Linked DNA regions of Mus musculus: region 1 is linked to region 2. Evidence: chromatin loops called from intact Hi-C (ENCODE). Cell type or tissue: left cerebral cortex. All regions are shown on one strand. Links, peaks and the distances in the headings refer to the core of each region. The heading gives the core; the rest is flanking DNA.

What was found. A loop is a pair of places that touch in the nucleus more often than their neighbours do. Peaks named below come from ENCODE experiments on the same cell type or tissue, not always from the same donor. Only the 100,000 strongest peaks of a DNase experiment are listed, where the experiment ranks them.
Region 1: a loop joins it to region 2, with 2.8 times the contacts of the local background. A loop is called at or near these places in 6 of 42 quality-filtered maps.

Annotation. Positions count from the first base shown.
Region 1 is chr4:131,107,773-131,123,452 of GRCm38, forward strand. No RefSeq gene overlaps it. Among named protein-coding and RNA genes, the nearest start is that of Gm35482, 35 kb to the left of the region's middle. In left cerebral cortex, for the core only: no CTCF peak of the experiment used is centred there; a DNase peak (open chromatin) is centred at 7,618.
Region 2 is chr4:131,246,465-131,262,144 of GRCm38, forward strand. No RefSeq gene overlaps it. Among named protein-coding and RNA genes, the nearest start is that of Gm25261, 15 kb to the left of the region's middle. In left cerebral cortex, for the core only: CTCF peaks have their summits at 6,887 (motif pointing right) and 8,444; DNase peaks (open chromatin) are centred at 6,362, 6,900, 7,920 and 8,437; H3K4me3 peaks cover 517 bases.

The DNA.
Region 1 (15,680 bases), core at 5,452-9,451, 140 kb before region 2:
GCCCCTAAACACAGGTGGCTTCTTTAACATCCCCTGCCTTGGCCACCCTGCAGGGCACAGCGGCCAGCAGCAACCAGGGTGGCAGCCAAACCTGGTGGTGTTAAGGCCAAGAGTCTTCAGCGTTTGGTCTCCAGGCTGTTTTCCATGTTACTCTAGACAGTGGACGTCTGGCAAAGGGCACATTGCAGCACATTTCACGTACATGAATTCATTGCAACTTTTCTGATTGCAGCCACAAGACACCATCTTTAGGAGGCTCTGGGGGGTCATTCTCTGGGTGTTTCTCTGGCCCCAAGGTGGTGACTACTCCTCGTCTGGGCTGCTCCTCTTTTTAGACTCTTTTCTTTGCTCTTATTAGGCAACTTCACCAATCCATGGCTAGAGTGAATTAATGTCACTCTTGTAATCAAATATCCCCATTCAGACTGCTGTGGTTTCTGTGCACCGCCGTGTCCTCACTGCTACACCTGGACAGATGCACAGACAGAGCTCTATGCAGCTGTGGCAGGGAGGCAGGGGCGGGGAGGGGGGATACTCAGGTGTGCAGTTAATTGGCAGAGCTCATTTGGATCCAGCTCCAAATAGCTACAAAGTTGCCCCCCCCCCCTTCTTCCTGTATAGGCAGCAAAGTCTGCCGGGGCTGCCTTGAAGGTGACAGGGAAGCAGCAAGCATTACCTGTTTATTTATGTATTTATGGGAAATTGTGGAAAAGGTCTATTCCAGACAGCAAGAGTGCCAATAAAGAACCATTCAAGCCCAGAATTGATGAAGCTATGGGATTACGTGAAGGAGCAGGAGGGACTTGGAGGCAGTTACACTACAGGGAAGTCCCCTGAGCAACTTGCAGACAGTTGTAACACTGAGGAGTCCTATCCGCGGCAAGGACGACCCATCAGGAAAAAAAACGATTGGACCCACGAGCCCAACCCCTGTCAATTAGTCAGGTCTTATGCAACCTTGCAAAGGGGAGGGGCTTGGTAAGGATCTAGAAGACTTCTGAGCCCCATGAGCTTCTCCATCCTTCCACAAGGTGTCAATAGGCCCCATCAGTGTAGGTGCTAATTTAAGATGGTGACAGTCATGTCCAACCTGGAGGAGACAGGCAGGCAACACCAAGGAGGGCTCTGAGGGGCAGAGGGAGAGACTCTCTCTCTCCTTGGCGTGCACAAGCCTCTAAAAAGGGTCCCTACAAAGACCTTCCAGCCACCCATCCTGCCATCTGTAATGAGGCCCTGCGAAGGATGTGCAGGCCACTTAGGGGTGATTGGAGGGACTGGTGGTCCTCCCCGCCACCCCCTGCCTTTCATGGGCACTGGGCATCCTCAGCTTCCAAGGCTGGATTTTAGCGATTGCAACATTCAGCATGCCAGCTGAAGTCCCTTCCCCGAGGAGCCTATTAAACAAACTCAGGAATTAGTGTGCAGTCTTAACACTTGTTAAGTGCTCTGAGGAGAGGAAATGGGTTGAGAGGGAGAATCTAATTTAGAGGGGGCAGGAAAGTTCTCGGTGAGGGGTGTCAAGGTAGGAAACTTGAAGTATGAGGAGGTTGGGTGGTGGTGGTGGTGGTGGGAGACACCAGCCTGGGACCAGAAGCTTCAGGAGAGCAGGGGTTGGATCCTGGAGCTGGGGAGTGTTGGCAGCTGAGCCCAGGCTACTGGGGATGAGTCGGCTAAGTGTCAGCATGGGGAGAAAAGGGAGCGAACATAGAGGTCAGGGAGGGGCTGGGTGTGGCTGGGGTGGAAAGGAAGGGTAGAAGGAGAGAAAGGTGGAACTTGGCTGCTGGTGGGGAGTAGCATGGCCCTGCTGTGGCCTTGATGAAGGTGGGATATGAGGCTGCCCCTTGGGTCCTTCTGAGATCACTGGGTACTTAGTGCTGAGTCTAAGGGAGCCCTGGCCCCACACATGCAATCAAAAAGGTATCAAGTCTGGGACTACACTCCCACATGTGTGGCAGGGCATGGGTGGGTCAGAAAAAGCCTGGCCTATGCCTGTGGGTCTGCTCTGACAAGCAATGACCCTGGGCTGCCTCCTCCCTTAGTCAGACCCGGAAGAGAATGAGGCTGAAGATGGCAGAGGTCTGTGTACTGGGTGACCTCCAGTGAGGTTTCACATGGGTTGTCCAGAGAGGACCTGGAGCCCGTCCCCCACCCCAATAAAAACATGTGGGTCTTGCCTGCGTCTCAGCTGGGCTGTAGAGCCTGCCCCTCCTCACTGTGATTAATTCAGTTTGGTAAAGCAGCATTTACGCTGGGAATTTAATCGTCATTTCTGATGGTGAAGGAATTGAAAAATAAATTGAAAGTGTCAGACGATGCATTAGGACGAGTGATGGAGCAGAAGCGGCCACCCTCCCAGCCTCCCCATTGGGCGGTTCATGGGCCCAAGAAATTAGCCAAGTTGCTGTTGGAGCAAGATGATGGCAGGATCAAGGACCAAGGTGACAAGGAGAGACACAGAGGGATGGAGTCAAAGAAAGGAGGATTCCCACTGAGGCAGGGGATTCCCACAGAGGTAGGGCAATCTCTGGGCACCAGGCCCTGCCCCTCATCCAAGGAGGAGATGAGCAGCAGCAGGGATCTGCCCACAATGCCTCTTGTTATATAGACCAGGAGGCTGAGGTCAAGGTCCCTGCCTTCTGCCACCAGGCCAGAGAACACGAAAGGGGCTCACCAGTTCTGCCTGAGGTCTGTGCCAGCAGTAAGAACACAGCAAGGCAAGATCACAGTCCCAAAGAAGTGAGTGTCTTCATGGGGAGTGGAGAGAGACCCATGACAGACATGACAATGAGCCAATAAGCCGGATGACTTCTGAAACTCTCAGAGGAATGACGGGCAGGAAATCAACCAGGCAAGGGCAGTGAGGAGCTGTGAGGAGCCTCTGGGGTTTGCATAGAGTTGACACCAGGCAGAGATTCTGCATGAGGTAGAGCTGCCAGACACAGGTCAAGAGTCAAGGATCAAGGGTCAAGGGTCAAGGGTCAAGGGTCAAGGGCAAGGGCAAGGGGAAAGTGTTCCAGTTTGGAATGGTGAACTTGAAGACCTTGGAACCATTTAGAAATGACAGGAAGCCCACAGACTAGTGAAGGTATGTGGGGGTTGTTTAGGAAAAGAGGCAATGGCTGGGCCGTGATGGGGACTCTGGGATTATCCTCGGTGCAGAAGGAATCCACGGGACAGACAGAGTTTGGAGCAGACAGACATGCCGTAGGACGTTCACATCGTCACAGTGACTGCTGAGGCAATGGGGAAAGCTAGGGGCAGAAGAGGACCCAGCAGGAGACACTGCAGACACCAGACTGGACCAGAGCGGGAGGAGAGAAGCACCCATCCCCCACTATCCTCATGAGTACCAGGTTTTCAGATTAGTTAGGGTCTGAAGGCAGCGGTGGTCGCTTCTTCTCGCCTACTTTTTAAAAAAATTTTTTGTCAGCGAAAACTCACCAGCTTGCTTTCCTTTAAGATAACCACTTTATTTCTCAGCTTGGTGGTTTGGATGTTTCCACTCTGCTAACGTTGGTGTGAGTTTCAGGGGTTCATTGCCCTATTTTAGGCCTCAGTTGTTGAGGAAATGGAATGGAACTCTTCTGGTGTGAACACCCTACACTGTGAGAGCCGTGCCTGCCTCCCTTCCAGCCTGGCCAGGCTTCCCCGGTCCTCTTCCTCCTTCCCACTCTTCTGCCCTCCAGCTCCGCAGATGAGGCAGCCACAGCCTGTTAGCTGCTTGACCAGGCCCAGCTGCAGGCTTCCTCGGGTGAACCCTGGGCTGCGGTCTGTTAGCACGCAGGCTGGAAGGAGTGCCCCTGGTTCTGGAAGTTCAAGTGTGGGCCAATGAAGGGAGGATTGAGGAGGCAGAGGACTTCGGGGGTGGAAGGACTGCTGAGGAGGGGCTTATAGGTGGGAGGAGGGACAGCTCATCTAGAAGAAATGTACCTGCTGCATGGCTTCTGATATTTAGCACCTGAGCGACTACCAGGTTCAGTTTCTGGCAGAAAATCACAGCTGTCCTGAGTTAGAACATGTATGCACACATATCACAGCTGTCCTGAGTTAGAAAATGTATGTACACATATCACAGCTGTCCTGAGTTAGAACATGTATGCACACATACACACATTCATGTTTCACACGTGCTTACCCACATACTCATGCACATACATTCAGAGACAAACAGACTTATGTCTAGAAATGCTTGAAATACACATATAGGTTCACACACTCATGCACAAATACACACATGTATACAAAAATACATGCTCACACACTCAAGAATAGACACACATATACCGACATACACATTTATGTACACACTCACATGCAGATGCACATACATGCTCACACATGCACATACTCAGGTACAGATCAACACACCTATAGTCATGTGCAGGCAAATGCTCATACATATCCATGACGCTCACACATATACATTCATATAGATACACACAGACACACTCATATATAAGCACACACCCATGTACAGAAATACATGCATACACATACGTACCCATATGGACACACACACATGAATATGTGCTTACATGCATGTCTAGACACACATGCTCATTCACATGTATCCAATGCACATACACACATGTCACATACAGACACACATTCACACATACACATGCTGAAACATGTACTCATGCTTATGTGTATACAAAGTCATGCACCCTCATAGACACTCATGTTCAATGACACGCACTCCTCACCCTCAGGGTATCATACATCCATTTGACCCTAAGTCTTCCCTCTGTGGGAACACCCTCTTCACCAGCCCTGTTTTCAGGTGGGCTACAAGACTCACCAGCAGATGGAGAGCTGTCAGGAGCGATGGGGGGAGGGGCTGACTTTCACTTTTATTATCTGTGCCAGGACCCAATTTTTCAGGTGATAATTATAATAATTGAAAATGCTGTTATCAGGACTGGGTAGGGGGCACAGTGCACAGCTGGCTACAGGGCGGTGAGCAGGTGGCGTTCTGGTAATGAATGATTGTGCCTCCCTTTCCCAGGCACTTCCCATAAGACTAGAAGGGCAGGCAGTGAGCTCAAAAGGGAAGCTGAGGGTGGCTCCGAGCCCTGGCTGTGGAGCCCAACCTCTGCCTGGTGCTGACTCTGCGCTTGAAGAAGTGACCTGACTCAGTTTTCTTGTCTGTAAAACATACCGAGGAACGTGCCTCTGTCAGACTCTTTGCGAGGTTCTAGAAGAGAGGGCCACAGGAGGCTCCAGGCAATGGCTAGAACACTGAGGCTGCGGGGGTAAATTAACACTGGTAAGTGCTGGGTGGGAGCTGACTTTGCTCCTCAAAGCAGGGGCAGTGGGGCGGGGGGGGGGGGGACACGGACTTCAGGTCTGATCCTTGGTGGTTCAAAGTCTTACATGCATCTCTGAGCCTCACTTTCTGTATCTGTAAATTGGGGATGACAGCCTTACCCCTGGCTGCTGTGAGGACTGGATGTAGTCATCAGTTTGCCACCCAGCACCTCACAGGGGTTGACAGCAGCATCTGTGCTCTAGGTCTACTCTCAACTTCCTTTCTGACCTCCTCCTTTGGTACCTAGAAGCCTCTGGTACCTGTTTTTGCATCATGGCCCCAAGGGCTACCATTAGGCCCCAAGATGAGGATACAAACACTGGCTGAGGCTATCAGTGATGTTGGGGTGGCTCTCAGGAGTTTCTGACCAATCCCAGCAGCACACACCTGGAGAGCTCTGCTCTGCACTCCCCAGCGACTCCACTGGCCAACAGCTGTGGTTTTCTTGTAGGACAAATGAGATCCCTGCACCTGGCACCCCAGGAGTTCTGGGCTAAGAGCTTTAGTCAGACTCTAGCTAGAGCTGATGGGAATTTTTGACACCCAAAGCTCTGTTGTCAGTGACAGGGGTCATTTGTGACCAAGGATACCTCTTCCCTCCTGCCCTAGCTACAGCACAGAACCTGGGACAGTCTAGGACTGTCCTCAGGTGTGGCCCTCCTGCCTACACTTACCCTTCTAACCCAGGAATTCGGGTTCTGGGTTCTGATTCTTTCCGGTGAATACTTAATGGCTTCCAGGATGGGCTGCGAATGGCAATTGGCGCTCCCAGCCCTGCACAGCTCATCCTCTGCAGGGCCACCTAATGAGCACACGCTCCGGTGTGCTTCAGAGCCAAACGCAAATGAGAAACATTCCATGCTATCATTTAATTAGCTGTGGAAGGTGGAGCGGGATGTACAAGCCAGGAGATGGGGGTGGGGGCGAGGGACTGCAGAGAAAAGGAGAGAGCAAGAAAAGGGAGAGTGCAGGGGGGTGGGGAGCAGGGAGTGAGGAGGAGATGGGAGCTGGGGCTAAGGTTTCAGTTCACTCCCAGGGATGCTAGGGTTCACTCCCAGGAGAGGGCGGGATGGGGCAGGACCTAAGGATTGTGGCTGCTGGGGGAGAGGTGGTACTGAGTGAGTGATTGCTCAAGGTCAGCTGTGTTTGTGAGTGCCATGTGTCTTTGTACCCATGTACTTGTGGGTCTGATGTGCTCATGTGAGAGTGTGTGGTCATATAAGTGTGAGTCAGGATTTAGTGCAAGAGTGAGAGCATAGGTGTGTGAGTGATTGTATGTGGACTCAGGATCTATGAGAACACCCATGTTCGCCCATGCCCATCTGCACACATGTGCTTATGAATACATACATGAGTGTTTGAGTGTAGGCGTGGGATAGAGATGTGAACTCACATGAATGTTTTGTGAGCACAGGCAAATATGGTTTTTTGGGGGGAGGGTGTCTGAGTGCAAATGTAAGTGAAAACATAAGCTCATGTAAGAGTGCCTGTGAGTGTGTAAAGTATATGCATGTGAGCTCAGTGAGAGTTATAGCAGCAGCATGCTCACACTTCCAGGAAAGGGGCCTGTGGCCTTGGTGGTGCAAGCAGACAGTCCTGCGGCTGTTTTCCTCCTATAGATGGTCTGTGATGCTGCCAACACAGGATAAATCCAGAAAATCCATGTTCAGGAAAGATGCATTTGATTCTCTAGGAAGAATCCAGCCATGGCTGGAGCTATTAACTCATGAATCCTTTCTTCAGTGAATGAGCCAAATGAAATGGCCAAAAATTTTTTTTTTCTCCTGAGGGTGAGCAAGCCCCAAAAGAGAAGGGCTGTAACAGTAAAGGCGACCAAGCAATGGTAGGTATCTGAAGCAGTGTGGGAGGCACAGTGTACCAATGGGCCAGTCCCAGTGGATGGGGGTACTGACAATATGCAAGCAAACATGGAGCAAGACGTCAGAAGAAGATGGGTCTCAGTTTCCAGCTGCCTACTACACCTTGCTCTGCTCATCTCTAAGCCATAAAGAAGGCCAGCGAAACCCACCTAGTCTGGTATCTTTTAAATTTTAAATTAGTTTGATTAACTTTGTTATATAATTCTACTTTATTGTTTTATCATTTCATCGGATTTGCCAAGTGATCTATAAATACATTCTCTTGAGGACTGTCTGTCCCTGAACAGCTTGTATGGGGCAGGAAAGACTTCGTGCTAGAAAATTCTTGATTTCCTAAGGTCCCAGAGTCTATACCCTCATTTCTGGCAGCAAGGGTGAACTGCATTTAACCAGAGAATTCTCTCCAGAAATCAAGGAACCAGGGAAAGGAAGGGTTGTGAAAAGAACACCCAGGAAACTGTCCGAGGTTCTGAAACACAGCAGCAAGCTATGGCAGGGAGCTGTCCGAGGTGCTAAAAACCCAGCAGCAAGCGACAGCAGAGTCCAGGACAAGTTATGTCTCCACCCTCTGTTTAGCCCAGTTCCCCAGTCATCTCCTCACGACTCAATCCATTGGTTGTCCTGTGCTCACCCAACTGTTGGTTGGAATAGAATATATGGAAAGCTGGGAACCACCAGGATTCAACCCATTTGTCATCGTCTGACCCAACTGCCTTCCATAATTGTTGTTTGTTGCATTTTAGATGTTAGAGTGTAACCATGTAAGGTGTGATGCAGAACTCTCACATGTGTCTGCCATGCCCTCAGATCTCTCCCTCTATGAGTCTGTACTCGAGGATGTGGGACCCAGTTCCTTCCACCAAGCATGGGAAATCTACCTCCTCTACCTTGGCTGGCTGATAGATGTACCCCAGGCAACAAGAGCAAATGCAAGCATGAGACAGAGACTCTCGACACCCTTAAATGCTTTAACTCTCTCCATCATGATGAACTTACAGAGGTGGGAATGATCCCAAGATAATCTGATAGTGGAGAGTTGGGAGTTCCCATGACAACTAACCGACATGTCATGACACCATCACAGAAGGCCCAGCAGCAGTGGACAGCTCATTGACCACAGATCCACAAGGAAGTAACAGAGAGAGCTTTGACTTGACCAACTGCACACCCAAACCAGGACAACTAGGAGCCAGCTGCATGTTCATCATCCCCATGCAGCCAACTCTCTGATCCAGCTTCAGTATGGTCCCCCCCCCCCGCCCCCGAAAGCTGCTTTGTCACTCTGAGAGGGACTCAAGATTCCAGCTTCTATCATTTCAGGCCAGCTCATATTACTTGAACTGTAAAGAACATGATGCCTTGTTTTCTTCCTGTGGACTGTGTTGATGGTACTCATACCCATCTTCTGGGGTGGGCTTGCACATGCCATTCTGTTCCATTCATTGTCTTCTGGTGGGAGCCAGGCTAATCCAAGGCTTTCCCTAGGCCCTGATGAATGAAGGAACACAACTCCTTTTCAAAAGCTAGGAGTGTGCTTGGAAGGACCAGTAAAACCCCGGGGCCAGGGGCTTTGGGGGTGCTGTGGGCTTGAATTCTAAGGATCCGGCTTCTTCCCCAGGAGAGATTGGGGTTAACAATCTGAAGGTCTCTTAACACGTGGTCTGTGGTCTCGTGGTCTGTGGTGCACTTGAGATACCCTGTGGTCCCTTTGTGCATGCTGCTTAAGTAGCTTCCCGCTGACTTTGTCCTGTTATATGATCACTTTCTGCCAACTCTGTCCATTTTTTCCCACTGAAAACTGTACTTTCTGATAAACATTCTTGGCATAAGACATAGCTTGTGCGAGACCTCCTGACCCCAGCTTTCCTATCTTCTCTTTTCTTTTCATCTCCTGGTCCTCTTTCTCAGGAACCTGTCACTGAAGAAGGCCTTGCTGGTCCAGGTCAATCTCCACAATGTATCTTCTGTTCTCTACAAAGACAGGCTCCAGGCTGTCATTTTTGACTACAGTGAGTACAGTGTCTGTGAATCTCCCATACGTGTGACATGGGGCAATGTGCTCAGTTCTTCAGGGTATATGCTTTTCATTTCTTTTGTGAGACAGTCTGTGGCCATATCACCCAATCTCATCTTTTTTTTTTTTTTTTTTTTTTTGAGACAAGGTCTCATGTGTTGCAGGCTGGTCTCAAACTTGGTGTGTGGCTGGGGATGACCTTGAATTTAGGATCCCCCTGCCTCTACCCCACCCCCAAGTGCTGGGATTACAGGCATGCACCACCATTCACAGTTTACATAGTGCTGGGGATTGAATCTAGGGTCTCATGCAACCTAGACAAATACTCTACCAACTGAGCCCCTAGGCATATGCTGTCTTTGACTGGCATTCCAGACTGCTCTTATACCCCAAGTAGCTCACTCTGAATTCAGAGATGAGGCCTTTACAAGAATAATTTTAGGTTAAAATGGGGTCCTGTGATGATGTCTTTGTTTACAGTTCAAGACTAACTTGATGGTTCTTGATGAAACTTCTTGTTTATTTATGTACTTGCTTATTCCTTAGTGAGATAGAGTTTCACTAAGTTGTCCATGCTGGTCTTGAATTCATCCTGTGGCCCAGGCAGGTCTTAAACACAGGATCCTCCTGCCTCAGCTCCTTGAGTAGGATTATAGGTCTTCATTGGCACTCCTGGCTTGGTGATTTGTTTAAATGTGGTCTTTTCCCTTTCGTGTGGTGTGTTTTGGGGAGACCGAGCCATTGGTGCTGCCTGCTGTACTGCAGCACCCAGGTCGGTGGGCACACAGCTGGACAGTCTTTAGCTTCTGGTTTGCAGCCCCTCCTACCTGTCACCACCTTCTGTGGCTCCAGGGCTCTGTGACAGAGGTGGGGTTGCTAGGCAGGCACTTGCTTTTCTGCAGACAATTAGGGGGAGATGGCTTCTAGAAAGAGCTTCCATGATTAACTCAAATGAAGTGTAAAATTGTTTTTGGTTTAAAGGCTTTGCTTACTGAGGGATCAAGTGGTAGGAGCGACAGGCAGAGGAGGGAGGGTCCCGGCAGCCACTATGCTGTCCCTACTCCTCAGTTTGCAGACCTTGGCAAACTGTGTGACATGTGCTGGGCTCCAATCTGGCAGCCACTAGGGTGAGAACCTTAGAGAGCTCATAACCTAGACTGGAAGGGATCCTTCACCTGGGCAGGTGGGTGGAAAGCAGGTGATATTATACAGTTGCCCTGGGTTCTTATCCCATCTGTGCCACATCCTGACCAAGTGTTCTGGATGCCTGCTTTGGTCTTTGAATCCTGGTTGCCTAACTACAGGATGGGACAGTTACCCCAGGGTCACTGGGAGTGCTGAGTAAGGCAGTCATTTTAAGCCACAGCCCAAGGCTGGGCACAGAGTGTGCTCAACAAAAGCCCTGGGCTGGAACAAACCTGTGTAGAGGGCTGGGTGGGGCAGAAGAGCCTGGGAAGGGGGTGGCACGGAGTCAGGACTCCGGTAGGCTTGCAAGATTGATGCTAAAAGGTGAAACACACAGGCTGAGGCCCCACAGCCAGGTCACAGGGGCCCTGTGGTCTCTGCTGGGTCTGGTGTGAGTGTGAGAGCTATGGGAGGGCTCTGTGGAGCCTATGAGGGGGGCAAAGAGCTTGCGTCCTGGTGGTCAAGGCATGCCAGTGTTTGAGGTGTGAAGACAGTGCCTGCCACTGGGTAAGGATTATGTAGTCAGGGTCAGAGGTCAGAGAGGTCAAGAGGTCAGGTCTGGAAACTAGGGACCTGCTGCTGGGAAGCAGATGGTAGCAGTGCTGAACTGGACCAGAACCTAAGAAGTAACAGATGTCTGGGCCAGAGATTCTCTGTAACAGGTCTTCGGGGAGGGAGGAGAGGGCCGGTCTGGATTGTGGAGAGGGCCAAGAATGATTAGGCCTTCCAGCTGCTCTCCATTTGAGGGAGTTGCTGCTCAGACTCCAGGTTCAGCCTGACCAAACTTAGGGCATACAGAGTTGTAAGGCTTTTCTCTCCGTCCCAGCAGCCCTGGAAGGTGGCTTGGTGTGTGTCACATGATCTTTCCATGTAGTTAGTTAATGCATGCTCTCTGGGTAGCTCCCCTTGCAGAGAGAGGGTATAGCTAGCCCCCCTGTATGGTTAGAACCACAGGAGTCCAAAACAAGAAAGTGGGGACAGGATAAAAAAGACAGATTCTGAGGTACTGTTGAGACAGGCAGACAGACATTGACTTAGTAAGGGAGCAAGAAGTAGAGGTGGCAGCAGAGAAGGCCTGGGGCATCAATGGCCCCTTCTACTGACCCAGTCACCAGGTCTCTGACACCCCACCTTCTCAGTGCCTGCTCTCCCCAGATAAAAGAAATCACTTTACCCAATGAATGTGATTGGGAACAAGAAAGCCGGAGGAGTCTCAGGAGACTGGATGGAGGCAAAGGTCATCTCTCTGCAAACAGCCAGAATTTGGTTTAAATTAGAGGTGAGAATTTGTACCATGCTCACAGAGAACCCATGCTTGGTTGCCACCACCCATGCTGGATGACTCACGACTGCCTGTGATTCCAGTTCCAGGGGGTTTAACGTCCCCCTTTAGCCTCTGTAGTTCACTGGATTCATGTGGACAAACCCACACACATAAGCACAGAATTTTAAAAAACAAATCAAAACAACACAAAACAAAAGTAAGACCAAGAAACTGAAACAAGTAGTATTCCTGCTAACCTGACCAGGAGCTGGCTTAGGATCCTGGCTTAGGGAGAGTTCTGGACTCCAGCCAAAGGTGTGCTGCTCTCTTGGTAAGAAGCAAAGATACGCACCACCAACCCCAACCTTGGAACAGGGCATCCTTCCAGGAACTGCCATGCAGAAACTCTAAGTAGTGAGGTTAAGGGTGTAACCCAGACTCACTAGCCCTAGTCTGGTCCCTGTGCTCAGTTCTCTAAGGAGAGCTCAGCTCCCAGAGGTGAGGAGTGAGGACGGTCTCTGTTGAAGTTTTGTCATCTACCTTTTATTGTAGTGCTAAGTGCTGGCCTCCAAGATTTGGACCCAACCCCCTGTCAATTCCGATTGGTAAATAAAAATGCCAGCAGCCAAGAACTGGGGAGAAGAGACATAGGCAGAGTCTAGGTTTCCCAGGCTTGGGACCTAAAAGGAAGAGAGAGAGGAGAGAGCAGCCATGGGACAGAGAAGCAAGAAGAGTCACCATGGCCTCTGGGCGAAGAGAACGTGGCAAGAGGGCTGCCCAATTGGGTTTAAAGCAGCCAAGATGGAACATAGCAAATAGTAAGTGAGAATTTGGGGTTATCAACGGGAAAGTAGATTCTAACAGCATGGAAAGTAGGCAGCTGCCCAGCCGTGCTGTTTAAGGCATATTGAAATATATAAGGCTGTGTGTGTCTTTCATTTGGGAAGTAAATGGTCTAAGGTAGAAAGGAACCCTGTACTCAGGATATTTTTTTGCAACATCCTCTAATGGGATGCCCCCCTTCTCTTTCTTTCTCTCCACCTACTGTCTCTCTAGGCCAGAAGAGGCTGGAAACAGGACCCAGGGTTCCAGAGCTCCAGACAAGTGCCCCACAGAGCTACCTCTCTGAGCCCCCAGCCTGGGCTGGGCAGGGGAGGTTAAGGCTGGAGCTGCCTTGGCAGTTAGTGTTGATCTTGCAGTTTCCAAAGGCCTTGGGAGTTCCTGGAGCAAACATTTTCTCTCCTAAGAACACTGCAGCAGATTAAGGATGGGGCGCGTCTCCACGGTAGCATTAAAGAGCAGCATTCATTACCAGTGGTGGTCTAGCCTGGTAGCTAGAATAACTCTCCTAGAGTTGAGCCTGTGTGAGGATCTGGCTCTCCCAGCCCTGCTGGCCACAAGCTTGGCCAGGTTTCTTTGGCCAGGGGAGTGGTAATGTGTGCCAAGATGACAGACTGCACGGTCATGGACACAGGTTGGTTTCAGCTTCATGTGAGAAAGATCTGCCCAGCCCTGTGGACCACTGGCAGCCATTCACTGAGGAGGGGGTGGAGGGAGCTTTATATCAGGGGCTTTAACCAGCTCTATAGCTCTAGCTCTGTAGCATCACGGGTGGGTGTAATGAACTTCTGTGAGAATGGAGTCATCAGAAATGGATTGGCTTTGCTCTGCCTAAGGCTGTACTATGACCTATGAGTCCAATCTGGGCCAACATCCAGAATGTAATACTTTGTGATACATGAAATTGTACAAAATCCAGTGTCCGAGTTTGGGAGTGCATTTTTATTAGATACAGCCAAAGCTTGTTTTTCACAGATTTCTCTTTGCATTAGATCTGGAATGTTCCTTAGAAGGCCGTATTTTGAAGGCTCAGCTCCCAGTATATCCTTCCCCAAAGGGCAGTGGTGAACCTGTGAGAGACGGGGCCTGGTGGGAGCTGTCAGGTCACTGGTGTGTATCCTGGGAGGGGCTTGGGGGACCCTGGTGTCTTTCCTTTGGTTTCTTTTTTGGATCCTGCCCTAGGATAAGGGTTTTAACTACATCGTATTCCCAATCCACGGTGCGTTGGATCACCACAAGCCCAAAGCAATGATGCCAGCCAACCATGGACCGAAACCTTCCCAAATTGATGTAAATAAAGCTTCCTTCTTCATTACTTGGCTATCTCAAATACTTTGTTACAGTAATGGAAAGTAGAGAGGGAAGGAGAGAGAGAGAGAGAGAGAGAGAGAGAGAGAGAGAGAGAGAGAGAGAGAGAGAGAGAGAATAATCTTTGAAGCCTGAAGTATTTATATTTATGCTGTCCCTGTACAAGGGTAGAATGTTGGCTCCCACTCTAGGCTAATAATAAAGTGTAAAATATTTTCACTTGTTTATTTTCTGCTTCTAAATTCTTTTATTAACAAGACTGTAAGGAGTGGGAAGAAACGGGCTGTGGGCAACTGAGGTGTGATCTGGTCTTTTAATGACACCAGCCTCTTGCAGTGGGGGTTGGGGTTGGGGATGGGGACCTGGAATAAGGTGGAGGGGTCAGGGAAAAAACACCAAAAGTAAAAGTATTTTTAAAAGAAAAAATTTTTTAGCCTCAAAACCCATGTTATTTGAGGTAGAAGGATGATTCGGCCTGGATTCACAGTAGGATCCTGTCTCACTGAACAAAGGCATCCAGCAAGATGGCTCAGCAGGCAAAGGAGCTTGCTTCCTCCTGAGGCAACCTGAGGACCTGCATGGGAGAAGGAAACCAAGTCCCTCAAATTGTCTCCTAGCTTCTATGTGCACCCCCAGACTCCGCAACCCTGCCTTGGACATACACAGACATACACACGTACACACCTTACACACAGAACTGGCACACATACACACCTGTCTCACACACACACACATACACACACCTACCACACACACATACACATTTTACACACAGAACTGGCACACATACACACCTGTCACACACACACATACACACACCTGCCACACACACATACACACCTTACACACACACCTGTCACACACATGCATACACAGTGCGTGCACACATATATGCACACGTACACACATTCCAAATGAATAGATGTGAAAGAATTTTAAGTTACAAAGGTCTGGGGCTGTAGCTCAGGGGCAGGACACTTGTCTGGTATGCACCCTCCCACAGCATGTTTGGATGCTTGGTCACCAGCAGGTGACCCTTTTGGAAGGTTGTGGAACCTGGGAGCCTAAATGGAGGGGTGGGTCCCTGGGGCGTGGCTTGAAACTGTGTAGGGGTTCTACTTGCTGGTCACTTCCTACTCCTGAGTGGGGACCAGCCTCTTGCTCCTGTGCAGTTCCTTCCCCACCTGTTGTCCTTCTTCTCAGCATCTCAGGCTGTGCCCCGCTGGAAGTGTGAGTCCAACAAGCCCTCTTCTTAAGTTGTTTTTTTTGGGGGGGGGTGGGGGCCAGGGTATTTTATCACAATGGAAAATTAACAAGACACCTAGTTTGTGGGAGGCAAAATACTGAGTAAAAACAAAAACAAAAACCCCAATTTGGAGTGGAGAGAAAACATGCTAGTTAAAATTATTTTATTAAACAGAATAATTTTTCGCTAAATAATTTTTCAACAGAACTTGGGAGATCTACAGCAGCTGATTCAGGATGGTGAAATCATAGCAGCAAAGACAAAGTAAGAATTGACATTTGGTCTACAGAACAGAAGACAGAGACCCAAAGAATCCGCACGCATGCTCTGTCCTTTTCAACAAACTGCTCCACCACCCGAGTGGTCCCAGGGAAATGATTCTAGACACATTCCCACACACCTGCACAGATCAATTTGAGGCGGAACAGCTGATCTAAGCATGAAACTAGGACAGGAAGGGGGTCATGTGACTCTCCATCATTTTGGGTGCAGTCAGAACTTCTTAAAGCACAACGGCATTAATCACAATCGTCATGGAAAAATAATCTTGAATTCCTTTTAGCTTAAACACCTTTTGACCATCCACACCCATGAAACCGCACTTGAGCTCAGTCTGCAGAGTGTGCTGTATA
Region 2 (15,680 bases), core at 5,205-9,204:
TTTTCTCCTGCCCTCCCTCTCCTAAAAGTGCATGCATTTGGCTCCTACTTGGCCCCAGCATAGAGACCACTCAGAGAGACCCAGTGGCTCTCCCAAGGGCTCACAACAATGTCATGATCACAATCCCTGTACTTAAGCTTCAGTTAGCTGGGTATACTGAGCCCAGGTGGCCTTAGTTAGGGAGACCAAGGTGGGAGTAAGGGTCTTTCCATCCCACTGGCTCAAGTGCAGTTACTACAGTGGCTAGCTCAGAGGTTCCACTCCCGTGGGGAGTCTCCTCTGGTCACTTCCCTCCTGGGAGAACCTTCCCCTTCCCCCAGGCTCCCCTCCATCCCTCCCTTGCTCTCTGGAAGTACCCTGCACCAGGATGGTCTTGGGAAGGGGAAGGCTGAGGTGCTCTGAACATGCTCAGGCCCTGCTTCAGGGTCAGGGACTTGGGTTCATCTGTGGAACAGAACACGGAGCCCCTGTTGCCAGCGAGTTCTTTAGTTGGGTGTAAGTGTGTGGCTTCCGTTATAAATGGTGCTCACTTTGTTCCTGCTGCAGACCCCTTGGCAGGAGGCTTCCAGGGAAGTCTGGCAGCCTCAGCAGCACGAGAAGGAACCCTGCAGGGTAGGTCCCAGCCCACATTCAGACCCAGACCCCTGATATGAACCCTGGCTTTCCCAGTATTGCTATCTGACAATGACCCTAACATACCTGCCACAAGGTCAACTGATGGGGCGTAGGTGTTTTCCTGTCCCATACATACCTCATGATTGTGAGCTGCAGTGTGGCAGGCAGCTTCTGGGGACTCTGGGAGTCCAGTACTGTTTTCCAGATCTCTCCTGGAGAGCCAGGCTGGTGCGGACTGCCCAAGCCAGGCACTGTCGGTGCTCCATGGGGAGGATTTGAGTGTTAAGAGAACCTCAATCCATTTAAGAAGAACCTGAATCTCACTCAGTGCCGAGGAGCACTGCCGGGGAGGACTGAAACAGCCCAGCCTCAGTCAGCTTTCTCACTGCTGTGAGGAACCTGTCCGAGCAACCTAAGGAGGGGTTTACCTGGGTTCTTGTCTAAAGGTACAGTCTGTCCTCGTGGGAGAGACATGGAGGCAGGAGTGTGAGGTCACCACTGCTGACAGGACAGTGATGGATGGGAGACAGTGCTCCTGCCTCAGTGACACAGAGCTGAGACTGGGCAGCTGTGTGACCGTGGGTGGATCACATGACTTCTCTGAGCCCCTCATTTCCTCCATGTAAACAGCTGCATTTGAGTCCATTCCTTTATATTCAAATACATTCTGTCACCTCACCGATGGTTAATCTTTATTGCTAACACGACTGGGGATAGAATGGCTATTTGGAAACACGTCTTCGGGTGTGTCTACAAGGGTATTGCTGAAGAGGTGGGTGACATCATTCCGTGGGCTGTGGTCCTGGACGGAAAAGGAAAATGTGCTCTGAGCGCCAGCATTCACCTCTCTCCGTGTCGTGACCTCAGATGCAACCTGACCAGCTGCCTCAGGATCCTGCTGCCACAACTCCTGTGCTGTGAGGGTCATACTCTAAACTGGGAGCCGAAATAAAAACCTTCCTACCCAAGGTTGCCTTCGTGGAGTATTGTGTCACAGCATTTAAAAAAGTAAATAACACACCAACCCAGCCAGAAAGAAACACCTCAGGAGACTGGACCATGTGCGGCCTCGAGCAGATGTCACCGGTGGGTACAGGCAAGCGTGTACCTGACTAGTGAGTGAGCAGCCGACTAGACTGTTGCTCTCGCATCTGGTTGGTTCCGCCTTCCGGCTGTTTCTCTTTCCATCTCACCTGGATTTGTGTCTGAACTGCCTTTATTTCTACACAGTCTCTCCCTGGACTGGACACCAGTGAGGCCAGTCTTGGATCCTCACAGCTAAGTAATCATAACAGAATGGTGTCTTTCAACCCAAGGGCAAAGGGAATGATGAACCGAGATTACACGCTTGTCTCTGAGCCAACCAATTGCTTCCTCTCCATTCCTATAGCTGTACGCGCCTGATACTCTGTGATGAGACCTGCTGAGCCACTGGGAACTGGCCCGCCAGAGAGCCATGGGTACATTCAGTGATCACTGTCCAACAGATTCCTGGCCCTGGACCTTTCTGGGCTGTCTGGTCACAGGGCACCTGTCTCAACAGGACAGATTTCCCCACAGCAGAGGGAGTTACTTCTTCTGTAAACGCAGCAGGGTCTCAACAGGAACACAACAGTGATCACCCACTGAGGGCGGTGCAGTGCGGAGGAGGACAGAGATGTGCGGGGCATGATCGATCTAGGCTTTTCAGACATGTGGTTCACACTGGGCTCAGGGCCTTGCAGAGGTAGCAGCGTTCACAGCAGGCTGGCCTTCCTGGACAACATTCTACAGAGGAGAGACAAGCAGCTGAAACCACTTCACTCTCAGAAGTTCACAGAGAGCTGGGCTGAGGACTGCTGTGAGGAGATCCTTTTAGCAAGGGTGAAAAAGCAAGGGACATCAGCATCAGCAGAACCAGCAGCATCAGCATCAGCATCAACATCTGGATCAGCATCAACATCTGGATCAGCATCAGGAGCATCAGCACGATCAGCATCAGATTCTTCATTACCAGCGTCAGAATCAGCAGCACTTGCATCAGCATCAGCATCAGAGCATCAGCATCTGCATCCGCATCTGGATCAGCACCAGCATCACCACCAGCCAGCAGAAGTACCAACCCAGCAGGCATGCCACCTACTGTGAGCTCAGCCCCCTGTGTGGCCCAGCCTCCTCAGTAAGGAGGAGATCCTAAACCTAGCATCAAACTCAGGCCTCAAGGACCTCCTCATCTCTCACCAGAGGGGTTCTACCTCCAAACTCACACCTTCCAAAATGTGAGGTCACTGCTGCATCTGTTCCCATCACATGCAACGACGATGTGTCACTGAGCAGCTGGAGTCATGGATAGGAGCACTGGCTGCTCTTGCAGAGGACCTGCGTTCGAGTCCCAGCACTGACATGATGGCTCACAGCAGTCTCTAACCCTAGTTCCAGGTGATCCAGTGCCCTCTTTGGCCTCCACAAGCACTGCACGCACACAGTGCACAGACACACACGCAGGTCAAGTACCCATACACATAAAACCAGAAAACTAAAATCTCCAAAAAATTGTTTTAAAGGAAACTGTCACCGAGTCAGGTATGGCAGCGCACAAGTCTGTAATCTCAACACTTGAAAGCAGAGGGAGGAGGATCAAGAATGAAAGGTCATCCTGTGCTACATAGTGGGGCTAGCCTGGGATATATATGACCATGTTGCAACAAAAACTGAAAGTGAAGGAGGGAGGGAGGGAAGAAGGGATAGGGAGGGAAGGAGAGAGAGGAGGGAGACTCAAAATGAACACGGCAGACAGAAGCTGTGGGTAGGGAGAACACAGCTTCCCACACCTGCAGGCTGCCTCAGCCATACCTCAGTCCTGATTGGAGCCAGGACATGGGAGCCCAGAAAGAAACCCACACTAGACTCCGAGTGACATGAGAAAGAGAAAGCGATTGTATCTGTCAGTGTAGTGTTGCCAACGGCTCCAGCAAGGCCTTTCACCATGCAATCCTGGCGTTCTTTGTGTTGGCTCAGTTTTCCTTTCTCTCCTGGAAGAGTGGTGACACACGTGGTGCAGCCACCTAGGCTCTCTCAACCATGACTGGAATTGTCATAACTTCAAGGCTCCACAGGCCCGCACTACAGTGTAGCAGGCAGGCAGCTGCGCTCTGATGCGGTTACGTAAGAGACCTTTGATTCTGGAGCCATCTGCTCCCACAACAGAGAATGTGTGTGTCCCCCAGCCCCCAAAAAATCTTGTTTAAAAAGGTTTGTCTTTAAAAGTCTGTGCTGATGAGAACCTGGTATGGCTGTCCCCCTCCAAGGCTCCGCCAGAGCCTGACCAATACAGATACAGTTACACTCAGCCAACCACTGGACAGACCATGAGGACCACAATGGAGGAGTTAGGGGGAGAACTGAAGGAGCTGAAGGGGTGTGCAGCCCTATAGGAAGAACAATAATATCAACCAACCAGACCCCCCCAGAGCTCCCAGGTACTAAACCACCAACCAAAGAGTATACTCAGAGGGACCCATGGCTCCAGCTGCACATGTAGCAGAGGATGGCCTTGTCGGGTATCAATGGTAGGGAAGGCCCTTGGTCCTGTGGAGGCTCAATGACCCAGGATAGAGGAATGCTAGGATGCTAAGGTGGGAGTGGGTGGGTGGGCTCCCTTATAGAAGCAGGGGGGAGGGGATAGGTGGTTGACGGGGCTGTGTTGGGGAAAACAGGGAAGAGGTATAGCATATGAAATATAAATAAATAAAATAACAACAAAAAACCCACCCCCCCCCAAAAAAAACCCCAAAAACCTCTGTGCTGTTTGTCAGGGAATTGCCACAGCACAGTCTGGCTACTTCTATACCAGCCTCACAAGCCAGGAGCCACATGTCCACCATGTTGTCCCTCTGTCGTGTCGGGAGGTCAAGCTCCTTACTGAGGTTGGTGATACTAGAACCTTGTGCCTCGGTGCTTCTGGCTGAAGACCATCCATCAGGACAGGGGACATGCTGTCCTAGGACCCAGGCCTTCCCCCTCTGCTCCTACTCTCAGATACAGTCACTTTCTTAAGAAAGCTTTGGGCCTCTGAGACCATGCAACAGATGAAGGCTTGATTCAGAGCCTGAGAACCAAAGTTTGAACCCCAGGACACACGTGGTGATGGGGAGAACTAGCCCAAGTTGTCCTCTGACCTCCACAGTGCACCATGGAGCACACACCCACCTCCCCATGACACGAAACAAATGAATAAACTTTGTCCTTAAAAGAAAGCCTCTCACTCTGGAGAGATGGCTCTGTAGTTAAGAGCACTTGTGGCTCTTGTATCTGGTTCAATTCCCAGCACCCACATGGCTGCTCCCACATGCTGTCTGTAACTCCAGTTCCAGGGATCTGACGCCCTCTGTTGGCTTCTGCGGTTAACACAACACACACACACACACACACACACACACACACACACACACACACACGGTATAGAGACATTCAGGCTGGCAAAATGCCCACATACATAAATTTTAATTTAATTTTTGAAAAGAAAGCCCCTTTCACATCTTCACAGCAGAGTGTACACGTGGGGTCTGATTGGCTGGGATTTCAGAGCGAGTCTCTCTGGTGTGTCTGCGGGCCTCAGTGTGGGTGGGAGATGATAGCCTCCCTTGAGTCCTCAGATTGGCAATGGATGCAGTGATCATGTGACTACTGGGAAGGCCAATGTTTTGCCTAAGTGTTTTTGCACTGCTGCCCCCAGCCAGGGTTATCCAGCATTTTGTCCCCGCATGCCAAGCAAGCATCTACTCTTTGAATGGAGCCCAGGCACCTGATGGGTCTTTGAAGGCCCTGTGTTACCCAACCACATCCACCCGCTGTAGCTTTACCTTAGGTTTTGGCACTCTCCTGGCCCCAGGCTCTCCCTGCAGGTCTCCCTGTGAGCCATGGTTCCTCTCACTTCCAGGCTCCCGAGCATGCTGGTCTCTTAGCCTGATGTTCCTTCTTCCCATGAGAGGCCTTGCTTTGTCTAGAGGACTTAGCTTTTGTACCCCCCACGGGAAGGCTGTCTGCTTCTCTTGTCTGTGCCCCCATTAATTCATTACTTACTTGTTTATTGTTTGTCTTAGGCCCTAGGCTGTGTGAGTTTCCTGGAAGCAGAAACAGCCTCTGGCTTGACTGGCACTATGTCCCTAGTGTTAGCCAAGAGCCCAGCACAGAGTAGCTGTTCAATAAAATGTGCACCCGAGCAGGTGCGGTGACTTTATTCTGTCCCTCATTTTCGAGTTCCAGTTTCCAAAGAACAGTCCCAGCAGGGGAACTCTATGACTAAAAGCTCCACCCACCCAAGACACTCCCCTGCCCGCCACGACCCAGAAGCCAATAGGAAGAGTTCATAAATGGGGAAACCGAGGCACAGAACAATCAATGTGCTTGCTTTAAGGTCTTCAGGGACTGGACCGGTGGCCTTTGGGCTGAGCTCCTGAGCCACGTGGGGTCACAGCTGTCTAAGGTCGGTCGGTTGGAGGTGTCCGGGAGTGCATCAAGCTGCTTCCTGGGGTCAGGCATGTGCTGAGGTGAACACAGATGAAATGCTCAGCTGCAGGACATGGGGGTATCCCCGAAAACAGCTCTGGAAGTGGGGCACACTGATGTTTAAGAGATGATAGAGAGATCTGAGGTGAGCATGCTCAAGTCATATCCTAGCAGCAAGAAGCAGGACCGATTGAGGAAGATGCCAGGCAGGGATCTCGGCAGCTAAGACATCTGTCTACTCCCACGCTGTGATTCCTGCACCACACCCTCGCTTCTGGAAGGCGGGAAGCAGGGTGGCCTCCTCTTTGTGGTTCCAAAGGCGATGAAGGGGGCTGGCTGGGCTTGGGTGACAGACACAGATGAAAATACAGGGCTTGCGGATGGCCAGACAGGAGTGGGTTTGAGGTGCGCAGGTGAACATTCTGCTTAATAACAAGCCCCAAGCGCCGGAGGCCAGCTATCCCGAAATCCCAAGCACGTGAATGCGAAGCCACACTGTACAGTGCCCAGCGCTCCAGGCTGAGCCCTGCTGCTGACACACTGCAGGGTGGACCCCGCAGCGCTGCGCTGGAGTCTGTTCTGAGCCGCTGCATTTGGACGAGTGCAGTGCGAGGCATGCAGCAGCAGACTCTCCTGGAGCTTTCTTGCTTCAATTCATTTCCACCGAGAGATTTTCTCAGTGAAGGAAATACTATCATTCTTCGAAAGTTTGGAACTGAAGTGGACTCTGCCATTTCTTTCTCCTCCGGTGCCTGGTGGAGCCCAGAGGGATTGAGCGCCGAGGCTGGCTGGGGACTGTAGCCATTAGAGGGCGACATTGGACCAGCAAAGACCGGTCTACGAGGCAGTGGGGCTTGCGGGGAGTTTCTGGACCCATTTCCTTTCCCACCCGCCACTCACACCCCTACTGTGACTTTGATTCCTAGAAAACCCTATAAAATCAGGGTCACACGCGACAGGGAGATGGATTCAATGCGGCTTCTCAAGTTGCCTGTCTTGTTATTTTTGGCCATTTCTTTGTTCTTATGGAGAATGGAGCAGCCTCTCTTCCTGCCTGCACTGGCCACTCAGAGACACCCTTGATAACTACTGATACGGGGTAGGGTAGGGGTCAATCCGCGCGTTTTAAAACCTCACCTAGGACAAGCCACAGCCTAGGAGAAAATAAGTACATATTTAATAAATTACATATGTTAAATCTCCAAAATATACAAAGAGCCCTCTAAAGACAACAATAATTTTTTAAAAAGTTGGCTGTAAAGGCTTTTCTCTGAGTACACACTTCTGCAAGGAAGAAAGATGGTGACAAGAGACATTCAACATCTGTAGCCATTTTTTTAACATGCAAAATAAAGCCACGGTGCACACCTCTTTACCCCCTGGAAAGCAAACTGCCCAGAGGTTGAGAAGGAAGGGGGGGGGGGGAGGAGAGAGACTGAATGGAGGTGGTTTAGGTACATTTATTATCCATGTAGCTATGCTGATTTCAGACATTTGTCAAACTCAACTGTCTGGTATGTTAAGTACATACAGGGTTTCCTGAATGCCCACAATAAGGCAATAAAGCCCCTTAAAATGTCACCACGTTTTGGACTCATCTAGCTGAGTGCCACAAGGACTGTCCTCACCTTCCTCCACATCTGGACTCTGCTGTCCAGCTTCTCAGTGGGAAGATGGCTGGTTTCAGCCTTGACTGAGGCCACAGGGCTCCCTGCAAGGCTTGAACAGAGAGCAGATGTGAAGCCACCGTGTGGCTGGCAGGCTGGCTGGCTCCTGTGTCACAACCACCACTGCGAGGACATGCCTAGTCCAGACTTTTGGAGGACAAGAGACACTAGGAATAGAGCCAAGGAATGCTGTCACCTCTGCCAAGGTCAGCCGCTGTAGCTTAGGTCACTCCTTGCAGCCAGGGTCAGCCGGAAGCCACGGGAAACTCAGGACACATGTGTCCAGCCAAGATCCACTGAGCTGCTGTCAACCGACAGCTGGCTCCAAAGAAGCACGCAGTAAATGTCTTGAACTCAGTCAGTGAACTTCTCTGAGATTGGCCAGGTGGACTGATTATAGGAAAACAAAAAAACAAACAAAACAAAAATAATAAAATAAAATAGAAACAAAATGGGATGAATAATGTAGAAAGGCTTCCTGGAGGAGGTGACGCCCACTGTTTGTTTGTTTGTTTGTTTGTTTGTTTTTCCAATCTGGCTGGCATTATAGCCCAGGCTGGCCTGGAACTCACACTCCATAACCAGGCTGTTCTAGGTCGTGAGGTGATCCACTTGCCTCTGCCTCTGAACACAGGCCTGAGCCACCACACCATGCTCCCCCTGGTGTTTAAAGCTGAGTGAGCCAGTCAGAAGAAACACCACGGAGGCTGTAGAAGAACAGCAAAGAGTCGAACCTGCAGACCTGGCGGGAACACAGTTCCAGAACTCAGTGCACCCTCCAGCGTGGGCAGAAGGAGGGAGAGTCCTGTTCACACCCCAGGGCACAGGATGCCATGCTAAGACAGTTTAAGGATTGGGGGGGGGCAGCATAGGCTTCCATGACGGTGACCTCTCCAGATGACCAGGGTGGAAGTTGGGTCAACACAGCTAAGTGAGTTTGTGTTCTCCCCTGAAGGTGCAAACCCCAGGTGAGCTAGTTGAAAGATGACCCCAGGGCATGGCTACTATAACTACTGCTTCCTTTCCATTCTAGAATTTTCCTCATGGTAAGAGTCTGTCTCAGTTCTCATAGATTCCTTGACCCAGGGCCGAGTTTAACCTTCACTGTGGCCCGGTGTATTAATTTAAAATTTTCACTCATTTGTAATGGTTTGCAAGTCCACACATATGGAATAATATCTCATTCTCTAAGTGCAGGCTGTGAGGAGCCCCTGGGAAGCCTGCACGGTTATTGTACTCACAGGAACCCCAGGCTTCCTCCTGCGTTATTGTGGGCTGATTACAGGATGCCTAATGCATCTCTTCATAATAGAACCACCTTTAATTAACATCATGGCCTGATTCAGGATGAATGATGTGTGTGTCTGACACAGGGAGGAGAGACAGCAAGAGGGCATACAATTGACACCAGAGAACAGTAGGCCTTTTACAGCCATGCTTGCCTCTGGGTTTCTCTGTCCTCTCCCATGAGTCAGAAGAGCCCTTTGTCACCTGCTGACGTCCCGCTGACTACAACCCTGGGGCGCATTTCCTCTCCCCCCAAAAAAAAGGGGAAGGTGGTTGTTTGACAGGAGCCGGGTCTCTCCTCTCAGACCCCAGGTCTCTCCTCTCAGACCCTCTTGAAGAGCCACCTTGCTCTTTCCCTTTTTCCTGCCTGAGGAGGAAGCCTCAGCAGGCACAGCCCTTCTGGCCCCTCCTCCATCTTCCCAGGCTCGCTGCATGCCAGTCATAAGCCTCTCAGAGCAACAAGTGGCAGGCAGTCACCTGTATTTGATGATATTCCCTGTTGGAAGCAGAGACTCCTTGTGTGAAAAGTCTCCAGAGCGGGACATCTCCTCCACTCAGCCCTCTCCATCTTCAACACTCCTCCTTCATTCTGTCCAAGCTGGGCGTTCTATTGCCGTGATGTGACACCATGACCAAAAGCAAGTGGAAGAGGAAAGAGTTTACTATTTGGCTTACACTTCCAGATCACTGTTTATCACTGAAGGAAGTCGGGACAGGAACTCAAACAGGGCAGGGACTTGAAGGCTGGAGCTGATGCAGAGAGGCTGTGGAGAAGTGCTGCTTACTGGGTGCTCCTCAAGGCTTGCTCCACCACCGGCCCAGAGATGACCCCACCCACAATACAAAATGGGGTGGGCACCCTCCCACCCCCATTAATCACTAATTAAGAAAATGCCTTCCAGGTTACCTACAGCCCAGCCTTATGGAGGTAATTCCTCAATTGGGATTGCCCCCTCTCTGATGACTCCAGCCTGTATCAAGTTGACATAAAATCAGGAAGAACACCATCTTAAGCCATAAAACATACAGTCCAGCATCACCATTGGGAGGCTGGGATGTGGGGGACTTCAGCTACTACCTTGCCCAGACATCCAGCCAGTATTCCAGTCAAGTATGCAGAGGCAACCACCTCCAGATGGAGGGAGCGGTGGGAACCCAGACCCTGAGGCAGGGGTTGCTGGTGAGTGAGGAGTAATAAAACCTTTGGCTTTCCGGGATCCCCCAGAGACTTTAAGGGTGTGGTGGGGGTAAGGAAAGGATTGCCCTCCTCAGGGGCAAGCAACTCAAGAGTAGGTTACAGGTACAGTGAGTGCTTTATTTAAGCTCAAATGTGTTGGGTTCAGCATTACTATGTGACCAGAGGGATCCAGGCATGACAAGAAATGGCCAAGGTAAGGACAGACTGACCCAACACCAGGGCAGTGGAGGCAAGTGAAGGTGCCAGGGTGCTTCCCTGGATAAGGGGGCACTTCTCTTTCCAAAGGCTGTCAACACTAAGGACTTGGCTGTGCATAAGTGCACTTACCTCTGGCTGAGGGGTACGTGGGCAGGAGGATGGATGTGTCAAGCAGAATGACACTCAGGTTCAGGGGTGTGACCTTGGCTTATAGAAGACATCAAGAAGATCCCCAAAAGGGTCACGACTTGATCAGGGTTTGTTCCGGCACCTAGGACTGAGCACAAAGGACATTGCCTGAAGGCCAGGCAGCATCAGGCTCAGGCACTGCCGAGCACAGAGCTCCTGGGAATGAGCTGTCTAAGTGGGACATTTGGCAGTAACACCCTCAAAACAGACCTGGGTGCTGAGGGTGGGGAGAGCAGGAGAAGGGCAGAGGGCCACCTAAGGCCTGTGTAGGACTCAGAAAACTTCTCAGAATTCTTACCCTTGTGTCTACTGCTCACCAGGCACCTACTATGTGCACCCAACTCACAGCCATTGATTCACTGATCACCTACTATGTGCACCCAACTGATAGTCATTTATTCACTAAGCGCCTACTGTGTGCACCCACCTCACACAGCCACACAGTTCACTGGTCACTTGCTGTGTGCAGTCTGCTTGCACAGGCATTTATTTTCTGAGTGCCTACTGTGTGCAGCCAGTTTACATAGACACTCACTGAGCTCCTGCAGTTTGCAACCATCTTTTTTTGTTTGTTTGCTTTTTGTTTTTGTTTTTGTTTTTTCGAGACAGGGTTTCTCTGTATAGCCCTGGCTGTCCTGGAACTCACTTTACTGTAGACCAGGCTGGCCTCGAACTCAGAAATCCACCTGCCTCTGCCTCCCGAGTGCTGGGATTAAAGGCGTGCGCCACCATGCCCGGCTTTTTTTTTTTTTTTTTTTTTTTAGTTTGCAGCCATCTTACACACTCCATTTCTCACTGAGCAAGAGGTCAGCTATAGTTTGGACAAGTGTGGTCTCCCAGTTCATGGCCTGTTGGTCAGGTAAAGATGTTGGGCAGTTACTAATGATAAAATACAGCATGTAGTCCGGATCATCGATGTTTATAGTATGAAGAAAACCAACCAAAAGGCGGGTGGGATGGCTCAGTGGATAAAGCACTCCCTCTGCAATGCTGAAGACATCAATCAGTCCAGCCCCTGGAGTCCATGTAAAGGAGGCAGGAGAGAACAGACTTCACAAAGTTGACCTCTGACCTCCACATGTGTGCCCACATGCGTCACAAGAACCTGACACTCTCTCTCGGGAGGAGCGGCCCTCCTGGGATTGAACTTAGGTTCAGGTAAGGACTCCGTGGGACCGTGATATATCATCTCCCAACGCGTTTCTGTAAATTAATTACAACAGCTGTTCTCCGCATCCTTTAATTGCAAAACCGGTTAAGCTTAACATGCTCAGCTGTGCCTGAGGGACGAGGAGGCAGGGGCCAGGCTGCCTCTGCAGAACCTGCCTTTTGCTGGAGGTTCACATTCCTCTATCAGACCCCAAAGTCCCCCATCCATGGGATCCTTGTAGGCTGTGAGTGATGTATTAAGGCGCTGGTTGCATCTCCAAGGAAACAGATCCTGAGTAAAGCCGTAGTGTCAGTTTCCTGGCACACGTGAGCCCAGCCTAAAAGTCCCCAGGAGTGTCCAGAATGACCCAACATGAACCCCTGTTCACAATGGCCCTGCACCGAATCCTCACTGCTTGACTGATGGGAATCTTAGATTTCCCTCAAGAAATCATGGGTCTCAAAAAGGCATTATGGCTACTACTGTGTGTTTGGAAATTAGAGGGGCACCTGGTATATGGCAAGCACTCAGTAGGAATGAATGAATGAATGAATGAATGAATGAATGAGGAAACAAGAGGGTGAGTGAAAGGATGGATGGATGATGGATGGAAGGATGGATGGATGTTTTCAGCTTCCTGAAAAGGGTTTACAAAGCCACTGTGGTGTGAGATAGGCAACATCAGGGCAGCCATGTGCTCTACACAGCTAGGTGGTTCTGAGATGGACCAGGCACTGCCAGCTTGCTCCAGAGACTCATTTATAAGTGGGTTTGGTTCAGGCATTGACTGTGTGTATTTGTTCTTAGAAACATTGGCACATCCACTCACATATACCCCTTCTGTCCCCTCTACCAGAGATGCTGAGAAGTTGATATTCCTCTCGTGGGGCATGGCAGCAATGCTATTGATGAGCACACTTCTCTGTGACTTGCTTTCCTCATTTCCTCAGGCTCTCAGGGTGTGGAGCCCGGGGGTGACAAGCTTCTCTCTGTGGACACAGTATCCACGCACACTGCCCAGTGTTGCTTGCTATCTGGCTCCAGAGCCTATGAGTGCATCAGGGCAAGCTGACAGTCATGAGGAGGAGGGACTAGTGTCTCTGTCTCTATTGAGGTGTACACAGCAACCAGACTGCCCCAGGACCCAGGGGCCAGCATGGCCTGGAAGAAATCAGTAGCTCCAAGGACTCTGGAGAGGAAGGCAGTGGCAGAAGGCAGGGGTGGGAAGGGCAGAGAGGAACGTGTAGTCTTCTTTCTCCTTCCAGAAGCCTCTTCCTTCACTCTTTAGGAGACCTTTAGGAGACCTAGATGACCCTGTCACACAGCAGCTGGGGAGATGTGCATACACTCATGGCAGGAGGTGACACTCAGGTGGCCTGTGCAATTGAGATTCCAGTGTGTGAAGGAGGGAGCCTTCCCATCTGTCACCGCTGAGTCTCCGGCACAGGAAATGCAGCTCTAATGGGAGGTGCCCAGCAAGGTTCCACAATCCCTCAACATACTGGGGAAGGCAGTGTAGGTCCCACGTTCTGTGGGTGCTAAGGTGAGGGTCTGAATCCTGCATTGTGTCTGCTGTCCTCTGAGGGTGATGAACGACGAGCAGACATCTCTAATGAGCCTGGAGTCAGCTATGAGCTGTCTGCTCTCCCAGCCTCCAGAGAAGGGCACCTATACGAATCTAGGACTCTGCAGAGACAGACTCTCCCAATTGGGCTCTCCAGGGGACTGAGTGGGCCTGGGTAGATGGCTCCCTGTGATATCCAAGCATCCCACACACGCCCCTGGGAAGTGAACAGAGGCCTCCGGATGGAACCTAAGACCGGGCCCGCTCTTTCCAGTCCCATCCAGCCATCTGCAGTCCAAGGAGGAGCGGGGTTGATTCAGTCCTCAGATCTAGTCCAACCCTGTTAAAGTGAGGTAGTAGGGACAGCATGATTTTCTGAAGCTCATCCTATGCTGAGCACCTGGTCCACCTTTCCTAGCACACTGCACTGGGCTGCAGCCTGCAGAGCCAGGAAGTGGCAGAGAATCTTGGCCAATCTTGCTTGGTGACTGACAGACTGGGCTTAAGTCATCTCTCAGCTGTGAGGCAAGACTTATCATCTCCCCTTCCTGCTTTTCCTTGTCTGTAGATTGAGGACCATAAGGCTTCACGTTGTGGGGTCACTATAACATTAAGCAAGCTAACAGTAACCCTTGGCACACGGGCAGTGCTCAAGATGGTAGATGTGTCACCACCATCGTCAGCTCCACCATCATTGCCGCCATCATCTGGCCCTTCTCTCTGCACACACTGAAATATTATATAATTGGGACCTATCTGTGCTCAGCGCTCCTTACTAACCATTCCTTAAATCATCAGCGTTTCCCCACACCATTGAAAATTCCTCAAAAGCCTGATGTTAATAGCTCTGTAATTGCACCTCATTTAGATGCACCATCGTTTACCCACGTCCCTCCCTCTGCTGCTTCCGTCAGATCCCCTGAGAATAGCAGAGCTTCCCCCGCAAATACCGTCGGAGGTGAATGTCCGGGATCAGCTTGCCTGAGTCTGCACCCACAGTGGGATCAGGACAGTGTGGGTAGAGGCCTTTCTAAGCGCATGGATTTTTATCACCTAATTCATTTTCCAGAGTTGCCTCCCATGACCAGCATCCATGAGGAAGCCGTCTCCCACCAGAGCCCCTGCCTGGCACATGCCCTTGCTTCCTATGGATGGAGTCACTCAATTGGATCCCTGGTGTTCCTCCCAGAATCCTGTCAGTTAGGATCCTAGGTTAGAGTCAGAGGCACTGGCTGGTCTCAAGGCTCTATAATGTTACCCTAGCTAAGGGATGCCCTGGTGGGTAGAGACCAGAGACAAGCAGGCAAGGACCACAGGAAGCCTAGAAACTTCCTGCCTGCGGGTGCTCAGCAGCTGAAGCAGCGTCCCTTGGCCCAGCTTCCTTGGCCTGCACAGCTGACTGGTCAAGATCCCACAGGCTTGCTTAGGGGCAGGGCAGAGCTCCTGAGACCTGCACAGGTGCCCAAGGGTCACATAAAGCTGATTCCCAGGGATCCTCCAGAGATTGTTAGTGGCTAAAGGAGGGGAGACTTTAGAGGCTTTCAAACAACAGAAGAAGCAGAGAGGAGAAAGCAAAGGTCAGCTGTCTCTAAGGCCAAGGGCAGGAAACACAGGGCTAACAGCAGGCAGCCCCGTGTGGGTGGGACCATCCGGGTGTATGTGGGAGGATCCCAGGCCAGTCAATTTATTATGGTGTTTTACTTATCATTTTAATATGCTTTAATTTTATTTTTGTAGTTACTTATTCAGTTGCTAAGGTAGGTTCTCATTGTAGCCCAGGCTGCCTTGGAACTCACTATGTAGCCCAGGCTGAGCTCAAACTCCTGTCCCTCTTCCCATGTTAGCTACCAGAAGGCTCAGATTACATAGACTGCCACCCCTGGGACAGCAATGTGAGGTGAGGTGAGTCAGGAACCCCCAGTCTCCCATCTATTTCCACAGATCCAGACCCCAGAGCTGAGTAGGCTCAGCACAGACCACCACAGGCCTCAGCTGTCCCCTCTCTGGGAATGAAAAGTTTCCCTGGTTTGGCAGCTCCAAGGTGCCAAGCTCAGCTCTTGGCACAGCAAACTTCACCCTCTTTCCTGATGCTCATGGGTTCCTGCCTTGTGCTTCTACCGAGTGAGCTTCTGCTGTAGCAGAGGTCAGGTGCATCTCACAAGATGCTGTGAGATGGGGAATGAGAGGGACAGAAAAGGAGGGGGTACGGAGGGGGGCAGACCCGCCACAGGCTCTACCTCTCACCACCAAAACTCTGCCTCATTTCCCATGAGCTGAAGCTTTGAAAACCATGCAGTCAGCAGAATGGGTCAGCCCTGGCCCATC